Linked DNA regions of Mus musculus: regions 2 and 3 are each linked to region 1. The links are chromatin loops, found by intact Hi-C in ENCODE. Cell type or tissue: heart. All regions are shown on one strand.

What was found. Peaks named below come from ENCODE experiments on the same cell type or tissue, not always from the same donor. Only the 100,000 strongest peaks of a DNase experiment are listed, where the experiment ranks them.
Region 2: it touches region 1 in a loop (2.7-fold over the local background); 4 of 42 quality-filtered maps call a loop at or near these places.
Region 3: it touches region 1 in a loop (8-fold over the local background); 13 of 42 quality-filtered maps call a loop at or near these places.

The regions. Positions count from the first base shown.
Region 1 is chr8:110,844,034-110,852,033 of GRCm38, reverse strand. Sf3b3 (splicing factor 3b, subunit 3) reads left to right here and starts at 5,231. Exons shown (of 26, transcript NM_133953.2): 1 at 5,231-5,359; 2 at 7,435-7,571. The coding sequence starts at 7,502. Cog4 (component of oligomeric golgi complex 4) reads right to left here and starts at 5,010. Exons shown (of 19, transcript NM_133973.2): 1 at 4,825-5,010; 2 at 2,084-2,166; 3 at 584-698. The coding sequence starts at 4,983. In heart, a CTCF peak has its summit at 4,932; DNase peaks (open chromatin) are centred at 4,993 and 5,303; H3K4me3 peaks cover 3,360 bases; H3K27ac peaks cover 2,031 bases.
Region 2 is chr8:111,085,797-111,093,796 of GRCm38, reverse strand. It overlaps a transcript of Clec18a not described here. Among named protein-coding and RNA genes, the nearest start is that of Pdpr, 4.9 kb to the left of the region's middle. In heart, a CTCF peak has its summit at 3,483 (motif pointing right); a DNase peak (open chromatin) is centred at 3,536.
Region 3 is chr8:111,052,530-111,060,529 of GRCm38, reverse strand. Aars (alanyl-tRNA synthetase) reads right to left here. Exons shown (of 21, transcript NM_146217.4): 17 at 7,226-7,339; 18 at 6,522-6,641; 19 at 6,319-6,405; 20 at 5,908-6,021; 21 at 4,961-5,511. The coding sequence ends at 5,326. Exosc6 (exosome component 6) reads right to left here and starts at 4,191. Exons shown (of 1, transcript NM_028274.4): 1 at 2,866-4,191. The coding sequence starts at 4,159. The coding sequence ends at 3,338. Gm38523 reads left to right here. Exons shown (of 5, transcript XM_011248573.3): 5 at 1,587-1,833. The coding sequence ends at 1,610. In heart, a CTCF peak has its summit at 4,284 (motif pointing left); DNase peaks (open chromatin) are centred at 3,539, 4,229, 5,319 and 6,479; H3K4me3 peaks cover 2,195 bases; H3K27ac peaks cover 2,306 bases.

The DNA of each region.
Region 1 (8,000 bases):
GGCTGCTCTTCCAGAGGTCCTGAGTTCAATTCCCAGCAACCACATGGTGGCTCACAACCATCTGTAATGGGATGGGATGTCCTCTTCTGGTGTATATGAAGACATGACAGTGTACTCACATACTTAAATAAAATCTTTAAAAAAAAAAATCAAAGCACGAATGGGAATAATCCGTATTTATTTTGTTAACCTCATAACTGAATCAAGAAGTACGTGATACTTGGAAAGATAACACTGCTGTGCTGGGCTCTAACCTAGGGTGTTGATGCGTGCTAGGCAGTGCTCTATCAAGCGCCACCTCCATTCCCTCTACTACACTACTTAACTTTCACACATAACACCAGCTTTGCACTCCTACCGCTCGTGGTATATAATCTTCTCTATATGTTGCTCGATTTGCTTTTAGTATTAATTGAGGATTTTGATTTTGATATGCACAGACGCTACTGGCCTGGAGTCTCGGTGTGGCGTCTTATCTGGTTCTGGTTCTGGTTCTGAACTGCATTTCACTGCTGGTTCTTATCTAGGTGTAACTTCTTCCCTCCCTCTGTGAGCTAAAACGTCAAAAGCTCAGCGGGCTTACCTTGGCCAGGTCAAGCTGACGGACTTTGCTCGACACGTTTTCAGCTAGGCTGCAGGTAAAGGTGATCATTCCAGCCAGTTGCTTTGCGTCTCCCTCAATCAACTGCAGGCTGGGACTAGAGACAGAGTTTGTCAAGGCACAGACAGAAGGCACGAACAAGAGGGGATATGAGGTGTTTGTGGTTTTTTTCCCCAGGTGTCTTCTACTCTCACTTCTTTTTCCTATTTGGCAATTCTCTCCTGTGTGTATATATGCCGTGTATGGGGGGAGGGAGTAGGAGGATTGAGCTAAGCAAATGCTCTAGCACTGAACCACACTCCCAGCTTTCTCTTTGCTTGCTTTGAAATGAGGTCTGATGTGGGCCAAGATGGCTTCAAACTCGCTGTGTAAGCAGAAAATAACCTTGGACTCTTGATCTCTTATCTGTGCTTTCCAAATATTAAGTATTAAAGGTGTGTATGGAACCACAGACAGGGTCTCTCGTTCCCCTCTACCCTTCTGAATCAGGTTTCAAGCTGGCCTCAAACTGAGATCCTATTTCAGCTTCCTGAATGCTTAAGATTATAGGCATCCACCACAATGCTCAGCAAATATAAGATTGGTAAGAGCAGTAGTTCTTAAACTTGAACTGCAAATCAGAAACACCTGGAAGATGTACTAAAATACATATTTCTGGGCCTCAACAACAAAGCCTGTAATTCAGGAAGATTAGGGTGAGGGTTCCAGAATTTGCATTCCTTTTCTTTTATATATATTTTTTTGGTTGTTTTGTTTTTGTTTATTTTAGATAGGGCTTCTCTGAAACTCACTCTTCGTAGTCTACGTTGACTTAGACTCAGAGATCCACCTGCCTCTGCTTCCCCAATGCTAGGATTAAAGGTGTACGCCACCACTGCCCAGCCACAATTCATATTTCTATTAAGGTTCCAAGTGGGTCAAGGAGATTATTTTTGATTTGTTTTTTGAGAAGGCTAGAAATAGCCAAGTTTAGCTTCTTAGTTCACTATGTAGCTACAGTTAGCCTTGAGCCCCACATCCACCTGCCCCTACTTCCTAAGTTGTGTAGCACCGTGCCTGGTTGGAGTCTAAAGCCAAAGTTTTTTTTTCCTTTTTTAGACAGGGTCTCATGTGTTCCAGGCTGGCCTTGAACTCCTGATAATTCTATCTCTCCCTCCAAGGGTTGATTAAAGATCTGAGCCACCATTCACAGTTCCAAGGACCTGTTGATAACTCTCAAAGTGTATATCCTTAGGTGCTTACTGTGAGCTACTGTTCCTTTCCATTTTAAATGCCTATCAGGTAATAAAACACTGTTAGAAAAAAGAATCCTTTTTTTTCCTTTCTTGTGACAGTACCTTGCTCTATAACCAAGGCTGGCCTCGAACTTGCAGCAAGCTTCCCACCTTAGCTTCCCAAGAGACTGGACTATGGGGCTAGGAAAACTAACTTTATCCTGTGGTCCTACTGGAATGTACAACTTTTGCTGTGGTACATACTCACCCCATCCTGTGGAGAGTGACCATCTTACTTTCAATGGTGTTCTGCTGTTCCAAAAGAGCATCCAGTTCTTTCTCCACCGCTTTCTGAAACAGACAAACACCATCAGAAGGGATATAAGTAATTTCCTTTTTAAGTGACTAGGGGATTAAACTCAAGATCTTGTACATGCTAGGCAAGTGTTTAAATATTACACTCCATCTCTACCCCTAGGTAGAAAGAACTTTAAGAGTTATCTAAATTAAGCCAGGTGAAATAACATAAATCTTACATGCCAGCATTAGGAGGAGGCATCTGGACCTCTGTGTTTGAAGCCAGTCTTGCATACATATTTAGGACAACAAGTACTACATAGAGACCCTATCTCAAGACAACAAACAAACTTATAACAAATACATTTATATAACTCAACACAGCTAAAAGGTGAATTTCAATTCAAAAATTTTTCCCTCCCACTACAGTCCCTTTGGACTTCAATGCTGCTTTGGTTTTGTTGGACTAAATAATTGGCTGTGTACTTTTTCTCATGCTTGTTTTGATGCAAGGTCCCCTGTAACTCAGGATGGTTTCTCACTTGTTCTGAAACATGGGATGACCTTGAATTCTTCTTTCCTTTCTCTTCAAGTGCTAGGATTATGCATGTGCATAACGCCCCCCCCCCCCCCCCGTTTGTTTTTCAGTATATCTTATTCTATCTAGCAGATGACTAACACAATGGAAACAAATAAATATTCAACACTTGTGCAGTGTTCTAAACAATGACGCTATAAAATGTAGTGGCTCATCCAGATGTGTGATGTTCCCTTGTTATTCCACATTCAGGAGGCGGGCAGGAGGAACAGAAGTAAATGCCAGTTTTGACCATGTAGGCAATTTGAGATCCTGTCTCAGAATCAAAACAAGGACTGGAGGAGGACTCCTCCCTCCAAGTCTGATGACTAGAATTTGATCGTCTGCATTCACACAGCAATTTTGAAGTTGTCCCCCAACTTCTACACTTGTGCTATGACACACTTGCTTCCTCATACACATACACTTTTAAAAGGAACAAAATAAAATATAGTAGCTAAAGAAATGAAATTGCCAAAGAGACCATAAATTTCTTTTTTTTTAATCCCTTCTTTCTGCATACTTAGTGTTCAGAGGGGGTGATTATATTTCTACGCCAGTGAAGCTATTTATTTATTGTGCTACCTCAATTTATGCACCTTTGAGACAGGAGTTTTGTGTAGTTCATGAATTTTAGATCCTATTGCTTCAGCCTCTTGCATGCTGGGATTACAGGTATACAGCATATTTAGCTCAATTTCTGGTTTTTTTTTCCTATGAAGTAAGGAGAGCAATATGTACCTCATCGGATTTCAATATGTACCTTATAGGATTTCTGTGCAAATAAAACAGGATAATAAAGGCACATAACACAGTGTGCAGAAAACAGTTCCACAGTCTTAGCTAAATAGTTTAATAAAGGCAGTCTTAAGACGGATGCAGAGGAAAATTTGCAGTCATTAAAAACAAACACAAAGCCAACGCTACTACATTTTATAAGACCGCAAAAATTTCCCCAATGTATTAATTGCTTCAAAGAATATAGACTTAGGAATGTTAAGTCAAGAGCACTCAACTTTAAACCACTACTTGTGTGGGAACTGCTGGAGCAGATGCAAGGCAGTACTTGAAAACATTCAAAGGTAGTAACAACTCTCTTTTCCTCTATTCAGAGCGCTTTGAGAGCTGCATGACATTAATCCCAGCACTTGAGTGACAGCGGCAGGCAGATTACTGAGTTCACTGCAAGCCTGGTCTACATAGTGAGTTGCAGGCCAGGTAGGGCTAGATAGTTAGAGCCTATCTAAAAAGAAAAAAAAAAAAAGTTCCCTGGGAAAAACAGCTGCCAAGGTTTTTAGGTGAGAGGTTACATCTTCTGACTTGCAAGGAATCCATCCACGAACTGACAGCACCAGACTGCCATGGAAAAGAAACAAACGTATATAAAGAGATATAGCATGCTATTAATAGAAAGGAAGCCGAATCCTTTCCACACCTGTTACTTGATTGACCACACATCCGAGGTACAAGAGATGAAATCACTTGTCCGAGACCAGACAGCTGCGCCTTAGTCTTAAAACTTCAAAGTCCTAACAGGGAGATTTCAAACTTCTAGGGAGTTGTGAGCTCGCCTATAATGCCAGTAGCTTGAGAGGTTGCTCTAGGAAGGTAGCCAATTTGAAGACAATATGGGCAACACCGAGGCCGTCTCAAAATAAGAAAACATCCAAATGCCTACACTTAACTGAAATGCTAAAAATACACACATAATCATTTCTTCCAAGAGAAAAAGTCTTAGACCTTCAAGCTAAATAGAAAGGAACTTCTCCTTTAAATGAGTCGAGAAGAAACTTTCGTAACTTTTCACTTCCCAAGCCAAAGCAATTCTTATTCTGAAGTCAAGCCAATTCGGTATACACATATGTATGTGTGCATGTAATACATACATGTACGCGCACACACACACACCACTTCCAGTTTTACTCGTCAGGGAAATCAATACGGAGGCAGACCAAGGAAGTAGTCCAGGTAACAGGTCAAATAAGCTTGAGTAGAACTGACAGGTGTACCCAAATGCCCAACTACATTAAAGCCTCTTGGGAAGCTGCTTTCTCGTTTTCCCTGGTAAAGCGATCGACACCCGTGATGCCCTCTGCCACCGGATCCTCCAGGAAAAAGGAGGTTCAGCTCCCCACCTCCTCGCCACAGAGTCGTTCGTACACAGCTTCCAGCTCCTGCAGCTCTGTCAGAGAGCGAATGAGCTCGGTGGAGATTTCGGAGCAGTGTCCTCCTCCCACCCCCTCCGGTGGCGGAGGAGCTCCTGACAATTTCAGCGGAGACTCCACCTCCGCCATCTTGGCTCCCGGTGGGCGCTTCCGGGCTTGCGAGGTCCCCTCTGCGTTGGCGCGGTGACCTTTGGGGCTGCCCACAGATATGCCCGATCAAAACCATTGGAAGTCTATTTTTAAAACTAACCTTCTATTTTACAGAAAACTTACCGTAACGTATAAATTTTAGATAACTCATTAGTCTTCAGGTGCAAGATGAAAACATCCCAAATTTACATCTATTTATCAGGCGGGGGCTAGATACCTTTTTCCCGTCGCGCGGCACCCGAAGGCCCGTCTTGAAGGCTAATGGCGGACGCCGGCGGATCGGCAGTGGCGGTGGCTTAGGCCTTGAAGCGATTCAGCATCCGTCGGGTACCGAAGCCATCCTTCTTGCAGCAGGGTAAAGAAGTGGCCTCCCAGCTTCTCTGTCGCGGAGGAAGTGGAGAGCGCTCATAGGAGAGAGCTGCCCGGCACCTCGGCCGGAGCCGCAGGGGCAGTTTTAGGCCCGAGAGGTTCGGTAGGCGTGAGGTTAGGGAAATGCTTGCCGTGGGCAAATGGCCTCGTGGACTCTTCGCCCACTTGTGTCTTCAGAGTGGGAACGAGTCCTTTAAGGCTTGCGAGTTTAACGTGGTGGCACACTCGTGTATTTCCACCACGCGGGGGAGGTTGAGGAAGTGGGAGTCCCACCGAGGCTGCATAGGAAGACTCGAGATTGAAAGACTATTCAATCAGCAAGGGGTAAAAATTCTGTTTGTTCAAAATGTGCAACTATCAGAAACCGCCCGGGAGCCGGGGATCTGGTTTGAACTTGTGCATTTGGTAGTTAGGCAAAATGTTGTTTCTCCTCTGAACCTCTGTTTACTGTAAAAGAAAGAAAAAAAAAACCCGAAGGCTAATAGTACCCATTTGAAGACTGTGCAAGATAAAAAGGAGGTGATGGTGGAACCGGAGATTATAGGCAGAGGCGGGGGAGGAAGCTTTCCACGGTTTGGCTGTTACGGTTACCTGATACCGGATATTCCTCCAGGAAGCACCTCTTCAGTAAGCCAGGAGATCCGTTTGTTTTGGTGTTGAGTGAGTAGGTGCTCATTTTAATCCTCCAAACCTAATGGTAGAGAGCACTTGCCCAAGGCCATAGGTTTCCTTCTCGTAGCCTCAAACACGAAATTCTGCATACAGAGCCTTACGAGGCAAGGTACCATCTTCCCCCCTGTTAAAGCAAATGTCCAAAGTCATAACATCACGTTCGCTGCTTATGGTGCAGCCGGAACTCATCCGTGACAGCCTTGTAAATTGTGAGGTCCTCTACCCTCAAGCTGCCAGTGCCAGTTCAACCTTTAGGGATAAGCCTTAGAGATATTAGTTTATTAGGTATTTTAGGACTAAATCTTAGAGGTATAACTTCATTTGCTTATATGTAGCGTTAACAGTTTCGCTAACTGAATTATAGTGTAGGCATTGAGTAAGATTCTCGGTATCTGTAGCAGAAAGCTGTCTTGTTGGTTTCTCAAAAAAATTCATCCTTTGGTTAAAGACAGCACATAAAATATGCAATAAATATATGTTCTTGAACATGCACATATATAAGCATATGGAAAGATGTAAGTTTGGTAAGATTTATAACCCAGAGAGAGAATGGGGTCTCTGGGAAATGAATCTGAGGTTTTTAGAGCCTTGAATAATGTGGATGTGTAGACCCTTGAACTACAGCTAACTGTAGGTTCTCATTTGTCTGGCAAAAAAAAAAAAAAAAAAATCACAAAAGGCACGTTTGTTAATTGAGCAAGTTGTAGGTTCTGGCATTTAACCACTTGCTCTATGTTGTCCAACTGATAGGATTTTTGAGCTTAGGGTTCCCTTGACCATAAGAAGTTTGGTTTTGTTTGAGACCGGGCCTCTCTTTGTATCATAGGCTGGAACTGAGTGTGTGACTCAGGCTGGCACTGAACAGAGTGATTCTCTTTCCTCTGCCTCTCGAGTGCTAGGATTACAGAAGAGAGCCATGATTCCTGTCTTTTTTTTTTTTTTTTTTTTTTTTTTTTTTTAATACCTAAAATGGGTGTTGCTAGGTGTAGTGGCACACACCTTTAATCCCAGTGCCTGGAGGCAGAGGCAGGAGGATCTCTGAGTTCCAGGATAGCTATTTCTGAATTGTCCATTCTGGAATTCACTGCAGCTTATACTTATCTTACACTTGCAGATATCCTCCTGCCTCGGCCTATTGAGTGTTCATGCCAATGTGCAGGCTTTCATAGAATTCATGTGAAATGAAAAGCAAAAGATGTAGTATCCTAGAACGGTGCCCACCATATAAGTGGTGGTGTATTTTTCCCCTCTTGAGACTGCAGCCCGGGCCTCTGCGAGCTTAGGAGGCACGTCGAGAAAGCACTCTTAGCTCTGCCTGTTCTGATTTCAACAAGAAGTTCCCAGACAGGGCTTCTTTTAAAAACAACAATTCTGTTTTTGTGTCCGTAGTCTGCTTTGCCTTGAAACCGTTGCTGTAACCAAGAGTTGACTGAGGGTCACAGCTTTGCTTGTCACCATGTTTCTGTACAACCTGACCTTACAGCGGGCCACTGGCATCAGCTTTGCCATCCATGGCAACTTCTCTGGTAAGTGCTACAGGTAGTGTTTTTGTGGATGGAAGTGAGTTACTATATATTTTGCTTGTCTTTTGTCAAAATGTTTCCCATTTACAAGAAAACAAATGTTGGTGTGTGTGGGGTTTGTGTTAAATTCTCGTGTATTATCTGTCACTCAGTTTCAGGGGCGTATCTTCCCAAATTGTGTGAGACGTGAGCTTTGTAAGTCACGGTAGTCACACTTTAGTCTAAAATGGCCTCTCCTGGTAGTCCTCTTCCAGCTTCCCAGAGCTGGTTCTTAATTTGACATCAAATTTGATATAAAGAATATGGGTGTCATAGTTGATGCCTGTAACCTAACACTCTGGAGGTGAGGTACTACTACTGTGAGCACGAGTTCTGGCCAGTCGGAGCTTGAGGCTAGCCTGAGATGCATTGTTTTGTTTTGCTTTGTGTTTC
Region 2 (8,000 bases), 240 kb before region 1:
CCCAGCTTGCTTAGTTTATACCCAACTCACTAGCCATGAATTTCTCCAAGACTGCCCAGATGAGAACTGACAGTAAGACTCAACTCTACCCGGTTCCTTTTTTTTTTTTTTTTTTTTAGTTTATTTGTTTTATTTAAGTTTATTTGTAGCTGGGCAGTGGTGGCACACGCCATTAAACCCAGCACTTGAAAGGCAAAGGAAGATGGATTTCTGAGTTCGAGGCCAGCCTATTCTACAGAGTGAGTTCCAGGACAGCCAGGGCCACACAGAGAAACCCTGTCTCAAAAAAACAAAACAAAAACAACCAAAAAAAAGTCTATTTGTTTTATTTATTTATTTATTTATTTATGTGTATGTTTTTATAGGCAAAGTCTCAGTCTAGGCTGGATTCAAATAGGTACAGAGGATGACTTAGCTCCTGGTCCTCCTGCCTCCACCTCCCAAGTGGCTTGCTTCACCACACATTCAGTTGCCCTTGTTCTCCTGAAACATTAAGCTCAAGACATTTGGAAGCCCCTAGTAGATGAATCCTTTCACATTTTTGGTTAAGTTTTTAATGATACCTATCCCCAAAAAATGAAAATGAAAAGACACTGACCAATCAAAAATATTTGGGGATAGGTTTTTTTAATTTGTCAGGGAACCAAAGGTTTTTGGGTTTGTTTTTTGTTGTTTGTTTGTTGTTTTTCCTGAGCCATCTGCCTACTTACAATTTCCAGACATACAAACTTTGTAGCAACCTAGTTATCTACAGGACAGGGTGAATGAAATGAGGTGGTGTGTTATCTATGTGTCACACGTAGGGAATGTTTCTCTCACCCACAACTGTTACTGACTCTACTAGAAATTGCTAAGTCTATCCGAGCAGTGATGGCACACACCTTCAATCCCAGCACTTGGGAAGCAGAAGGAGGTGAGTCCCTGTGAGTCTGCGGCCAGCCTGGTCTACAGAGGGAGTTCCAGGACAGCCGGAGGTACATACAGGAACACTGTCTCGAAAATAAAAGATAAAATAAGTGTTAAGTCTGAAAGCTCTTCTTGCGCGCGCCAGACTAGATGCTGCAACAGGATCCTTCTGCACACGTTTATTGGGAGAGCTTGATTGTAGAGGCGAAGAGACCCCAAGCCCAGAACTGGTGCTGCTTATATAGGCCTAGGAGAGGCGTGTCTCACACCCGGATTGGTTATGCACTACGCCTCATTTGCATGTTCCTCATCTGATTGGCTACTCTCTTTCTCTCTCTGTACCTCACAGAGCCTCATTATCATACCTCATTTGCATGTCTCACATCTGATTGGTTATACTCTCAAAGCCTCATTATCATGCCCGGGCCAGGCAGTGTCTTTGCAAAAAACTTTACTGCATATGTACACATTGGTTGTTTGTCCAAACTTATGTGTGGTGGCCAGCAGTAGTCAGTGCCACTCTGCAATGGCACATGTGGCTTCCCACAAGCTCTTTGTGTTGTCAGTGATAAGATTTGGTTTTTGTAATCTCTTACAGCCACCAGCACAGTTTTGAATGCATTCAAGACCAGTGAAATATTTTTGCTTTTGTGATTGGTTTTTTTATGATTTTTGCTGATACTCTGTTGGGGTCAATCCTAGGTCCTACACATAAATAAACCCCACTCTCCCTGAGTGACAGCCCCAGACCTGTTTTTTATAGTTTTGCCTTCTCTCTCCTTTTTTCCCATAAATCATCAGAGGTGTTCCATGATTGGCTCCTGACTTCTCTATGCTGAAAATCCCTTGGAGAATCATCATCCTTTGGCGATGAAAAATGTACCTTGGAAGATCTGAACGCAGCTAACGTTTTGTCCTTTGAAAACACTTGGCATCCTTGTGTGTATGTTGACTACAGAGAGAGTGAGAGTGGGAAGATATTTTTAGCCCTTGTTTCTAAGGATCCAGGCCAGGACGTTCTCTGAGTAGCAAGGACTGGAATCGGAGCTCCTCTCCACAGCTTGGTTCTGGTGCCTTAGCTTTCGGGAATGTCAGGTAAGTAGTAAAACGAAAAAAGAAGGAAAGTTTATTTTGAACTGTAGGCTCCCATCAGCCCTATATACAGTCCTTCCTTCCTTCCTCAGAACAGATGAAATAGAAACCTATACAACTTATTTCATGAAAGGGTTTTCTAGTTCACACTTAACTCTCCAGTCAAATCTTGGTATGTATCAGACACCACTGTAATTTTGTACTTCTGAGTGTTGTTTGCCCTCAGCCCACTAATGTTCCTGGGTAGAGTTAGCATGTGGTATTGAGAACATTCCAGATCCTTGAGTAGAGGGAATTAAGCTAGTTTACTAAGCTGGATGTCGTGGCTCATGCCTTTGATCCCAGCATTCAAGACACAGAGGCAAGCAGACCTCCTTGAGTTCAAGGCCAGCCTGATCTACATAGTAAGTTCCAGGATAACCAGAGCTATAGAGAGATCCTCTCTTGAAAACAATGAAATAGAGGATAGTTGATTGTGCACACGGAAGCAGAGGCCAGCCTGGTCTACACAGCAACTTCTAGGACAACCAGAGCTAAACACAAATAAAACAAAACAAGCACTTCTCCAAATACTGGCACTCAAGACAATCTAGGACCATGCCAGGTGTGATACTAGGGTCTGAGATTGTATCTAATCCAGTCCTCTGTCTTTTTTTTTTTTTAATGTAAGTACACTGTAGCTGTCCTCAGACACCAGAAGAGAGAGTCAGACCTTGTTAGGGATGGTTGTGAGCCACCATGTGGTTGCTGGGATTTGAACTCCGGACCTCAGGAAGAGCAGTCGGGTGCTCTTACCCACTGAGCCATCTCACCAGCCCCAGCCCTCTGTCTTGGAGCTGCCTGGAGAAACGTCCTCTTGACACCTTTCCTTCTGTGCTGTGGAAAGTTCTGAACTTAGAATCTTTTTTTTCCACTTGGTTTTCTAGACAAGGTTTCTCTGTGTAGCTCTGGCTCTCCTGGAACTCACTGTGTAGACCAGGCTACCCTCAAATTCACAGAGCTCCACCTGCCTCTGCCTCCTGAGTGCTGGGCTAGAGGTGTGCACCACTATGCCCGGCTGAATTCAAAATCTCACGACCCCAGATGCCTCTCCCAACTTTTCTGGAAAGGCCCTTTCGTCTCTTAAATACTCAATATTCAGCTGATGAAAGTTCCATCTCCTTGGTGGAACATTGCCTTTCCAAGAAACTGGGGTCCCTTGGTGTTTCCACAGTCTTCTTTCCTTTCTTTTAAAAAAGCTTTTTAGGGGTCTGGAGAGATGGTTCTGTGGTTAAGAGCACTGACTACTCTCCCAGAGGACCTGGATTTGGATCCCAGCAACCACACATGGCAGCTCACCACTATCTGTAATTCCAGATCCAGGGGCTCTGATACCTCCACTCAGGTGAGTGTGTTTTAAAGTTTATTAAAAGATCTTTTTTTCCCCCAATCTTAACTGATTTAACTGTAATTGCCCCACAGACCAGATGGGACTTGGTTCTGCTTATGTCCTCAGGCTGACCACTAGGTGGCGCTGGAACCTGTGTATTGAAGTGACCTGGCTGCCTGTATCCCTTATACTTCGTTGAGTGAACTGTTAGGGTTAATTAGAAACTGACCATCTAGTGATTGCCATATGCAGGGATCCATCCCATAATCAGCTTCCAAATGCTGACACCATTGCATACACTAGCAAGATTTTGCTGAAAGGACCCAGATATAGCTCTCTCTTGTGAGACTATGCCGGGGCCTAGCAAACACAGAAGTGGATGATCACAGTCAGCTATTGGATGTGTCACACGGCCCCTTATGGAGGAGCTAGAGAAATTACCCAAGGAGCTAAAGGGAACTGCAACCCTATAGGTGGAACAACAATATGAACTAACCAGTACCCGGGAGCTCTTGTCTTTAGCTGCATATGTATCAAAAGATGGCCTAGTCGGTCATCACTGCAAAGAGGCCCATTGGACTTGCAAACTTTATATGCCCCAGTACAGGGGAACACCAGGGCCAAAAAGGGGCAGTGGGTGGGTAGGGGATTGGGGGGGGTGGGTATGGGGGACCTTTGGGAAGGAATTGAAAATGTAAACGAGGAAAATACCTAATAAAAAAAAAAAAAAGAACTCAAATGATATGTACTCACTGATAAGTGGATATTAGCCCAGAAACTTAGTATACCCGAGATATAAGAGACAATTTGTAAAACACATGAAACTCAAGAAGAACGAAGACCAAAGTATGGACACTTTGCCCCTTCTTAGAATTGGAAACAATCATCCATGGAAGGAGTTACAGAGACAAAGTTTGGAGCTGAGACAAAAAGATGGACCGTCTAGAGACTGCCATATCCAGGGATCCATCCCATAATTAGCCTCCAAATGATGACACCATTGCATACAGTAGCAAGTGTTTGCTGAAAGGACCGTGATATAGCTGTCTCTTGTGAGACTAGGCCCGGGCCTAGCAAACACAGAAGTGGATGCTCACAGTCAGCTATTGGATGGATCACAGGGCCCCAATGGAGGAGCTAGAGAAAGTATCCAAGGAGCTAAAGAGATCTGCAACCCTGTAGGTGCAACAACATTATGAACTAACCAGTACCCCGGAGCTCTTGACTCTAGCTGCATATGTATCAAAAGATGGCCTAGTCGGCCATCACTGGAAAAAGAGGCCCATTGGTCATGCAAACTTTATATGCCCCAGTACAGGGGAACGCCAGGGCCAAAAAGTGGGAATGAGTGGGTAAGGGGGAATTTGGGGCGGGAAGGGAAATGGGGGGAACTTTTTGGGATAACATTTGAAAATGTAAACTGAGGAAAATACGGGAATAAAAAAATAAAAATAAATAAAAATAAAAATTATACTTGAATATATAAAAAAAAAAAAAGAAACTCAAATCAGACTAAGAAAATCCCCTCTAAGACTGATAACTCAGAGTGACTGCTATGGTAAAGAAGGAACAGAGATGAAGGAACTGTAATCCCAACAACTCAGTAGGCTGCTGCAGGACTAAAATTTGCTTGGTTGTTATTGTCTTGCGTTTTTCTTTGTTCTTGTTGTTCTTAAGGGGGCCATAAAGACAAGGTCTCTTGTAGCCCAAGCTGGCTTCTAATTTGCCTTATGGTGGAGGGTGATCTGGAATTCTTCATCCACCTCCGGAGTACTGAGATTACAGGTATGTGCCACCATGTCACCTTTATGTGGTATTGGGGATTGAACCTAGGGATTCATGCATGCTTGACAAACTCTAACAAATGAGCTACATTCATGGATAGCAAGGCCAGCCTGGGAAATTCACTGAGATCATCTCTAGAGGGTGAGAAACAGCAGCAGCAGCAAAAACCTAACAACCAAATATAAAACAACACAACACAAAATGTGGGTGGGAAGACTGGGGGTATAGCTCAGTGGTGGGGTTTCCCTAGCCAACATGAAGCCTTAGTTTCAATTCATAGTTAAAAAACAAAACAACGACAAGCTCTGTGTGGTTAAGTACACCTCTAAGCTAAGGACTTTCGAGGTCGAGACAAGGGGATTGCAGTAAGTTTGAGGTGACCTTGCACTATATATTAAATACAAAGCCAGCCATGACTAAATAGTGAGACCCTGGTGTGCATGCACACACACACAAAGAAGGAGGGCAGTTGTGCAAACATGAGAACCCAAGTTCAAATTCTCAGACCCTACATAAAGTTAGACATGGAAGCATGTCTCTGTAACCTCAGTGCCAGTGCAGACAGCTGGGAAGCAGCGACTGGAGAGTCCTCAGAAACTCATGGGCCAGCTAGCCTGGCATACACAGCATTAAAATAAAAGAACCTGCCGGACGTGGTGGCACATGCCTTTAATCCCAGCACTTGGGAGGCAGAGACAGGCGGATTTCTGAGATCGAGGCCAGCCTGGTCTACAGAATGAGTTCCAGGACAGCCAGGGCTACACAGAGAAACCCTGTCTCAAAAAACCAAAAAAAAAAAAAAAAAAAAAAAAACAAAAAAAACCTGTTTCGACAAGCTGGAAAACAAAGATTGGCACGGGAGGTTGTTTTCTGATCTCTATGCATGCACACGCCATAGTATTCAAATGCCCACATTCACACATAGGACTTCATACAAAAATAAAATAAAGGATGGAGTTGGGGGTGGGGATGGTAACATTCACCTTTAATCTCAGCACTCAGGAGGCAGAGGCAGGTGGATCTCTGAATTCCAGGCCAACCTGGTCTACACAGGGAGTTCCAAGACCAAAGTGCTACACAGAAACTCTGTCTCAAAAAAACAAAACCAACAACAAAAGCTGGAGAGATGGCTGGGTGATTAAGAGCACTGGCTGCCCTCCAGAGGACCTGGGTTCTATTTCTAGCGCTCATGTGGTGACTCACAACCATCTGTAACTCTAGCTCTAGGGTCTCTGATGCCCACTTCTAGCCTCTAGAGACATTAGGCACACGTGTGCTGCACAGACATACATGTAGATGAACATCTGTACACATAAAACAAATTTGAAAAAAATTAAACTAATAAAAATTAAAATAGAAAAAACAAACAAACAAACAAACAAAACGCCTTTAATCTCAGCACTTGAGAGGCAGAGGCAGGCAAATTTCTGAGTTCGAGGCCAGCCTGGTCTACAGAGTTCCAGGACAGCCAAGGCTACACAGAGAAACCCTGTCTCAAAAAATCAAAAAATATGCCGGGGCGGTGGTGGCACACGCCTTTAATCCTAGCACTCAGGAGGCAGAGGCAGGTGGATTTCTGAGTTCAAGGCCAGCCTGGTCTACAGCCTGAGTTCCAGGACAGCCAGGGCTACACAGAGAAACCCTGTCTCGAAAAAAAAAAAAAAATCAAAAAAAAAAAAAGAAAAGAAAAAGATAAAAGTAGAATAAAAATAAAAATAGGTCAGGAGTGTGTCTCATGCCTTTTATCCCAGCACTAGGGATGCAGATCCAGGCAGATCTCTGTAAGTTCAAGTCCAGCCTGGTCTACATAGTAAGCTCCAGGCTAGCTAGGACTATATAGTAAGACCCTGTCCCAAAAGAAATTAAAAATAGGAAGAATGATATGCCATTTCCCCCAGTACATGATTTCTGTTGTGTCTCCTACTCTAGCCAGATCTGGGATGAACCTAACTTTGGGTGTGATGTGACCTGGAGCTGAGCACAGGTGTTGCCTCCCCGCTCTGTGTTTTGTTTGTTTTGTTTTGTTTTAAATTTTATTTATTTATTTATTTATTTATTTAATTAATTTATTTTACATATTTAATTAGGTATTTTCTTCATTTACATTTCAAATGCTATCCCAAAAGCCCCCCATACCCTCCCCCCCAACTCCCCTACCCATCCATTCCCACTTCTTGGCCTTGGTATTCTCCTGTACTGAGGCATATAAAGTTTGCAAGACCAAGGGGCCTCTCTTCCCAATGATGGCCAACTAGGCCATCTTCTGCTACATATGCAGCTAGAGTCATGATCTCTGGGGGTACTGAGTTCATATTGTTGTTCCACCTATAGGGTTGCAGTCACCTTTAGCTCCTTGGGTACTTTCTCTAGCTCCTCCATTGGGGGCCCTGTGTTCCATCCAAGTGACTGTGAGCATTCACTTCTGTGTTTGCCAGGCACTGGCATAGCCTCACAAGAGACAGCTATATCAGGGTCCTTTCAGCAAAGTCTTGCTGGCGTATGCAATACTGTCTGCGTTTGGAGGCTGATTATGGGATGGACCCCCGGGTGCAGCAGTCTCTAAATGGTCCATCCTTTCGTCTCAGCTCCAAACTTTGTCTCTGTAACTCCTTCCATGGGTGTTTTGTTCCCAATTCTAAGAAGGGGCAAAGTGACCACAATTTGGTCTTCATTCTTCTTGAGTTTCATGTGTTTTGCAACTTGTATCTTGGGTATTCTAAGTTTCTGGGCTAATATCCACTTATCAGTGAGTACATATCATGTGAGTTCTTTTGTGACTGGGTTACCTCACTCAGGATGATGCCCTCCGGGTCCATCCATTTACCTAGGAATTTCATAAATTCATTCT
Region 3 (8,000 bases), 210 kb before region 1:
GAGCCAGCTGGGATCTCCGAACTTTGACTGTTGGCTCTCTAAACAGGAACAAAGGACAGTGAAGGGGACAGGTGTCCTGGAAGTAAGGACTTCTCAAAACACTGAGTCACGCATCCAAGGGCCAGAGGGCCTACCAAGAAGCAGGCAGCTCAGGGCAATACAAGGGGTAATTAGGGATGCTCTGCTCTCTTTCACCTTACTTGGGTCCTTGTGGCCTTTTTATGGGCAAAGACAGAGCATGTGGTTTATGTAGGAACAGAGAGTAAGTAGTAGGGACAGATGGGTTTTGTCTTAGGGTTTCTATTCCTACAGAAAACATCATGACCAAGAAGCAAGTTGGGGAGGAAAGGGTTTATTCAGCTTACACTTCCACACTGCTGTTCATCACCAAAGGAAGTCAGGACTGGAACTCAAGCAGGTCAGGAAGCAGGAGCTGATGCAGAGGCCATGGAGAGAGGTTACTTTACAGGCTTGCTTCCTCTGGCTTGCTCAGCTTGTTTTCTTATAGAACCCAGGACTACCAACCCAGGGGGCCCTCCTTCCTTGATCACTAATTGAGAAAATGCCTTACAGCTGGATCTCATGGAGGCATTTCTCAAGGGAGGCTCCTTTCTTTGTGATAACTCCAGCTTGTGTCAAGTTGACAAACAAAGCCAGCCAGTACAGGCTTACAACCAACCTATACCCAAGAGCAGTCCCTAGGACAGCCACTTCTCCCTTCTCCTCTGCTTTTTAGCCCCTTGACTCTGGGTTTGGTTGGCTCAGCTATACCAGTGGTTACTGCCAGGTATTTGGACACTGGGTTAGGTCAGTTTTGGGTTGAAATACCATCTTCTGGAAGGGAGGCAGAGGAACTCTGACTTTGTACTGTACTTTGTACATTCCATATGCCAAGTCTTCCCCCCCCACCCCCCTCCCTCTTTAAGCTTGTTAAATTTTGATTTCCTGAACCAGGAGGTGGTGGCACATACGTTTAATTCCAACCCTTGGGAGGTAGAAGCAGGTGATCTCTGAATTCCAGGCCAGCCTGGTCTACAGAGTTCCAGGACAGCCAGGGCTACACAGAGAAACCCTGTCCCCAAAACACAACAAAACATTGGCTTTCTTCCCCTTTCTGGCCTCATCCCATTGGTTGCCTCCCCAGGGCTGTGGCATGCTAATGTTTCTAGGGTGAGACAATCTAAATGTAATGGCCCTTTGTGTAGCAGTAAAGGGCCTTAAATTTTCTCTGCCCTCCTGTAACTTCCTCCGTTATCAGTGAATTCCCTCATAAAGCCCTGCCTAACCCAGGCTGCATGGGCTCAGGAAGGTCCTCACTGCTGCCTATGGCCTGAGTCACAACTGTCCTGGGAAAAGAATGTGCTGCAGAGAGAATGTCTGCTCCTGCCTGCTGGTTCTGGGTTAGTGGGTATGCTTAGATTAGACACTCTCCAGCACCCCTCCCATCCCCCAAAGAATCTAGAATAGCCTCAGACTTCCCAAAGGTCTGAAGGAGGGGAATGGAAGAACTAGATTTGAGCACATTTTAGCCATCTTTCCCAGGTTGTGCCTCCTGCTCTCTAAACCAGCCCCTCTATTCTTTACAGGTGAAGAATCCAGCATCGGACTAGTGTAGCCAGTAGGAGGTGGGAAACCTTCCAGACTTTGTTCAGCTGGTACTTAAGTGGCCTGTTTTCTTGCCTTGTATTTTTGGAAGTCACTCCCTTGAAACTTGAAGTCACCTTTCTGGCGCTTGGGCATTGAAAGTGCTGAAGTGCTGGCGTTGGTGGCGCACGCCTTTGATCCCAGCACTCAGGAGGCAGAGGCAGGCAGATTTCTGGGTTCGAGGCCAGCCTGGACTACAGAGTGAGTTCCAGGACAGCCAGGGCTACACAGAGAAACCCTGTCTCAAAAAAAAAAAAAAAAAAAAAAAAGTGCTGAAGCACCCAGGAAACCTCCCAGTGGTTGTGGATTTAACTCCTGAGGTCTTTTCCATGAGTCCTGCTGAGGGCAGGGTAGGGAAGCCCCATAGATTAGCAGTATAGTATCTCTTTATTTTCATTCAACTGTGGTGGTCTTGCAGGAGGCACCTGACAGGGCCCTGAACCCAGTGAACACTGTTGGCTCTCACAAAATGAAGGTTGCTTCCTTGCCCACGCACCACTAAACTTGGTAGTGTGTCAATTTTTCTGCAGCCACAGTAGTGAAACACACTTGCATCCCTACAGTGACACCAAGCTGTAAGGTTGTGTGTGCTAACCTAACCAACCTCTTGTGCTGGGATTAAAGGCGTGTACCACCACCACCCAGCCAAAATGTATACTTTTTTCTTGACACTTATTAAGTAACCCCTTACTTAATAAGTGCCACACAGCTTCCTCCAATTCAACCCTAAGTGAAGAAAAGCCCCTATAATCCTGGTCAGGCCCGCTCTGCCTTATGGAATAGCCAGGCTGTAAGCGATGCCACAGTATTTAGGTGGTCCCCATTTGAGTAGTCCATTGCTGCACTGAGCCTTAGTGCCAGGAGCCAAGCCTGGACAGGACACCAGGATGGGACTGGGCGTCCTTCCAGAGCATAATCCTTCAGTTACCCAACTCCTAGACATGATTTTGTCCTAAAGGAAAGGATAGGGGGGCACCAGAACTTCTTTTAACTCTCTCCAGTTCCCTCCCCCCACCCCCAAAAAACAGGGGTTTCTGTGTGTAGCCCTGGCTGTCCTGGAGTCTCCTCAGACTTATCACCTCAGCAGCTGCCCCAGACAATGCTCCAGGGCACGAGGTTTCTCCTACAAAGCACATCACCCCTTCTTAGTTACAGTGGGCTAATATGAACACTTAAGGCAGTAATGACTCGGAGCCCTTGAAAACACAGACTCAACACACACCCAGTTCAGAACAGCATTGTTTCTAACTCTAGTATCAAGAAAAAACACAACAGATGTATTTCCAGTCATAAAATAGTTTTTATGTTTTACTCTGAGTAGTGAGAAGGCAAAGTCCCCTGGTCCATCCTCTCAAAAGAATCAGTTTATTATGTATTGGAGCCAATGGCTGGCCTGCACTGGGTCCATCTCCTACAAGACCATAGCCCCTTATCTCATTTACTAGGTAAATCCAGCCCAAGTCCTTTCCAACTTGGGAGTATGGCTGCTTTCAAATCTCTCCAACTGGATCGTGTTTCCAACGGCCTTTTAAACCTTTCCAACAGAGCTGTCCAGTGCTTTGGTTCTGTGCGCCCAACTGCCCCACTCTTCGTTTCTCAGCTCTGCGGAGTCAGGCGACCATCAGCGCTTGGTCCTTTAGGGAGAGAAGGGCGATAGCAGTCCTCGAATCCTCGTCGCTCCGGTTTTTTCCAATCAGGGTGGGGCGGCGGCACCCCTCCGGCGGGCAGCCCGCACCAAACACTGCTGCAGCACTGGGTAGAGGCGCTGGCAGCCCTCCAGGCCCAGGCGCACAGCATCGGTCCAACTCTCAGTCTGCCCGCCTTCCCCACTGCCCAGTAACCCGGCCACCTGATTGAGCACAGGCATGAGGGCCACCGTGAGACCGGCCGCGGAGTGCTCCTCCTCCAGCCGCGTGGGGTCCAGCAGCCAGGTCGGGGAGGGTCCCGGGGTGAGGCTCAGGCCGCAGCCCACCACCAGATCGTACATCTCCACTCCCGCGTCGGCCAGGGCGAGCGCGGCCGCGGTGAGCGCCGCGGCCAGCGCACAGCCGCCGTCCTCCAGCAGCAGCGCCGACACCTCGAGCTGAGCACGCGGGTAGCGCCCCAGGCGCACGGCGGGCTCCAGAGCCTCCTGTAGCGCCAGTCCCAGCTCGCGATCCTCCCCGCCGCCGCCCTGGGGCGCGCGACGCCGGCGACCGGAGAAGGGAGCGCGGCGGAAATCGCAGAGCAGGCGACCCCGGAGGGCAGCGGGAGCTTCCCCGCCCGCTCCCGCAGGGCCGCTGCCGCGCTCGCCGCCCTCGGCCTGCCGCGGACCGGACACGGCGCACAGCACCTTGGTCCCGCCCGCCTCCAGGTAGGCGGAGCCCTTGGCCTGGCTCAGCAGCCCGGCGCGCGCGTACACCGGGCGGAGCCGCGTCGGGTCGCGAGCAGCGGGCGTCTCGTCGTCTTCGGCCGCGTACAGCTGCGGCGGCTGAGACTCCTCCGGCCCGCGGATGCGGCGATGGTCTCCCGGCATGGCGGCTACCGGCGTGCGAGCTACTTCCGCCTGCTGGGCTGCCCTTGCGCACCCGGCTCTTCCGCTCGCTTAAAGATGCGCGCCCGCGCAGAGCCTATCGGGAGAGCGGTAGGTGTGCGCGCTGCCACCTAGCGGAGTGGAGGAAGAACGGCGAGGTATAGCTGGACTCCTATGCTGGTACTTTAGCTAGTCCTAAGGAACGGATCTGTTGTTATTCCTAGAAGTTTGCATTCAGACTGTTTCACATAAGCTTGCCCAAGGTGAGAGGTTTTTGTTTACTCGTGCAATTAGTCCTCTGGCTGCTTCAACACTTGTTTAATAAATGGACGGTATCTCTCTTTGTACAACTAGATATTTCTAACACTCTGAGGAACTGTCATAAGCAGACAGTATCTCTGCTTCCAGACCCTGCTGTTTGTAGATTCATACAAATTGCATTTTAGGGCTGGGCCAGGGTCTTGAACCTACTTTAGGTTAAAGCAGTAGGGGTGGGGCAGTTAGTAGGACACACCTACATGTTCATACTGCCTATATCAGTTGTCTGACCTCATATCAGCAGCCTCAAACAGGCATGTGGACAGGCATGGTGGAGGTTGTCCTAAGAGACTAAGAACAGTGGTTCTCCACTGGAAGCAACTCAGAATTATTTTCCTCCACCCTTCTATTGAATTTCCTGAACTTTCAGGAGTCTGGGAGTCTATTCGGTGATACCATCAACCAGAAACAGGCTGGAACCGTAACAGATATACAGGAGCCAGGGCTCACCTCAGGACAAGAAGCAGAGCGCATGACATCACCAAGTATTGCACATGGTCCTTTTTATTTTCTGCAGAGAAAAGGCTTCCTTCCTCTGCAGACCTAAAGCCTCAGGCTGGCAGAGTGACCTCATCTAGATGTGATCATGACGTTAAAAAGCATTCCTGGGTAGTGATTTTAGACAGATGGTGCTGACATGAATGGGCTCAGAGCAGTAATGGAGGGGGGCAATGAATCACAGGACAGCTCCAGGCGTGTTCCCATTACCGCTGGATCAGGACGGACAGGGCTGCTGAGAGGTCCCATGACTCCAATGTCTTCGTGGCGGGAGGAGAGCTCCTGGCTGAATTCCCGCCTTCGGACATGTCTGGTTGATGGCGAGTTGCTTTCCCGAGAGGGCTTCCCTCCCATCAGTTCTTCACATCTCCCAGACGGAGCTGGGCAAAGGAGGTAGCCAGCTGCAGTGCTTCCTGAAGGCAGCCCACGTTCTTGCCTGTGGCCTGGGCGGACATGTCCTTGCCACCGCCTTTACCATCCATCAGGCCTGAAACCTGCTGGACCCACTCGCTGGCTTTCAGTCCCCGGTTGGCTGCATTCTAGGAGATAGGAGGGGAAAATGGTAGTCAGAATGGGATTGAGGGGGGAATGGCAGGCGCCCCCAACATCCATTTGTATCATGTGTGATGCTACCACAGACTAACACTATAGCTGGCACAGGAGAGCAGCTATGGCTACTGCCAAAGTGAGGACAGAGAGCAAAGCCAGGCATTAGCCAGGAGTGAAGTCTTTCACCAAAAGAAAGCCCGAGGGGTAAAGGTGCCGCAGGAGGCGACAAATGATAGACAGATCAACAGTTTCTAGTGAGGACTGCGTGCACACAAACAGTCTTGGCAAATGCTGTGAAGAAGCCCTCCTTGAGGAGCCACAGGCAGGGTTTCCCACTGGCATACGGGTTTGCAGGCTTTTAGACTGGGACTGTGGGAAGTTCTGACCTGGGGAACCTGGCACAAGCACGTGATCTTGCCAGCCTCATTGTCCACCGTGAACAGCATGGCAGATGTCTGAGGAGAATGCGTCTTGAAAAGCTTCAACGCTTCATTCAGGGCCTGTGGGGAGAACCTCAGGTTAGGTCACTGGCAAGGGAGCCCTGCTTTCTACAAGGGAAGCTGAGAACTCAGCCCTCAGAGAACCATCCCATTTCCAGCAGATGCTGTTCCCAGGAGCCCACCAGTGGCAGGACCCTGCCCACACCCTGGCTGAGGTCGGCCTCCTACCCCCAGGAAGCTCCTCCTTCTCTGGCCACCGGATCTCTCCAGGGCTCAGCCTAACTCTAGAACTGAGCAGTGGGCCTTAAGTGACCACACAGCCCAGATTTAGAGGGCAGCCCGGCCCTCGCGGCTTGCCTTGGCCGATGCTCCACTCTCCATCTCCAGGATGACCAGCGGCTGGTTGGGGTTGCTGTCAATCAGCTGCTTTGTCTTCTCTAACACCTACAAGAAGCCCAGGAGAGAGGCTTAGGCCAAGGGACCAGACTCTGAGCCCTGTCAGCCTCTGCCTAGGAAAACCTCTGGGCGCTCATCCAGCTGCTGGCACTGCCAAGCCTTACTCGCTTCTGCACATCGGCTTTGCTGGCCCGGTCTAGGTCATCCATGACTTTCTTCAGGGACTTCAGAGTCTCTCGTTGTTCATCTTTCTGCCACTGGGGGATGACTGCAGTGGCCAGGGCCTGGAACCAGAAGAGAAGACCATCTGGGGTCTGGGCTAATAGGAGGTAGGGTGAAATTCAAGCCCACTCTACCCTACCCCACCTTCTGTCTTTGAACCAAAGTCTTCCATGGCCAGAGTCTGAGAAAACAGAAAAACACAAAGATACCTGCTGGCTTTAAGACTAGTCACTATATTAATGAATGCAGCAGCCATCACTGGACAGAAAGTAGCAAGATAAAGAGGGCTTTCCTTGAGACCTGGTCCTTACCAGCTCTGAGTACAGCCTGCAAAGACGTGCAGGAAGGAAGCCCAGCATACCAGAATACGAGCTGTTCGAGCGCAGTGTGGATGGCATGATATCCTTTCTCAAACAAAGAACTTGACGACACCCCACCACCCCCAGTCCCCAACATGTGGCTCATTTTGCAGAGACATGCTGAGGCCAGAGGACAGCTGCGAATCTGTAGCCAGCCTGAGCGGTATAGTGTGGTTCAGGCTAGTCTGGGCTATAGAATATGACTCTGTCTTTAAAAAGCACAACAAATAAAGAAACAAAGAGTTTAAAAACACAGGGAGAAACAAACAGAGCGAAGCCATTCCTACCTCACCGAGGTCAGCAATTTCCCTCTGCACGTCCTTGTTGGGTGCAGTCTGGGCCTTCACTTTGGCCTCCATGGCAGAGAGAGATTTCTTCAAGGTTTCTGACTTCCTGAGAGCCTAGGAAGAGAACCATCAGAGCTCTAAACACTAGGGTTCCTTTCCTTCAGGAAGCAAGTGCTCGGGCCATACATAGCTGGCCAGCAAAGGCTGCACTGTAACTCCTGTTCAGGGCTGGTTCATGTCCATGAACCAGAAGCCCTTTCACCTGGGAAAGTGACCATTCCTCAGGATCTACCACCAAGCTGCGCGGCTCACCTTGGTGCCACACACCTCGCCTTAGGACCACCCTGGGATATGTCGAGAGGGAAGGGCATATGAAGCAGAAGGAGACTCTGGCTTACACTCACACGGAGCTGTGCTGGGAGGAAGGTGCAGGATTTATGTATTCTGTTTTCCTAGACGCTGTTTGTCTTTTGGAACTTTCTACTAGTGTGTGTGTGTGTGTGTGTGTGTGTGTGTGTGTGTGTGTGTGTGTACAGTGTATGGTGTGTGTACATGGTACATATGTGTGAGAGAAGTACTTTATGGAGTCAGTTCTCTCCATATGTTTTATGTGGGTCATTGGCCACAACCTCAAGTTGTTAGTCTTTGTGGCAAGTGCCTTTTTGTACTAAGCCCTGCAACTGACCCCCAAATATAAAAGATTAACCATGAAGACTAGAAACCTTGCATGGTGACAGCTTTCCCCTGCCAGGCAGGGCCCACAGGCCACCCTGAC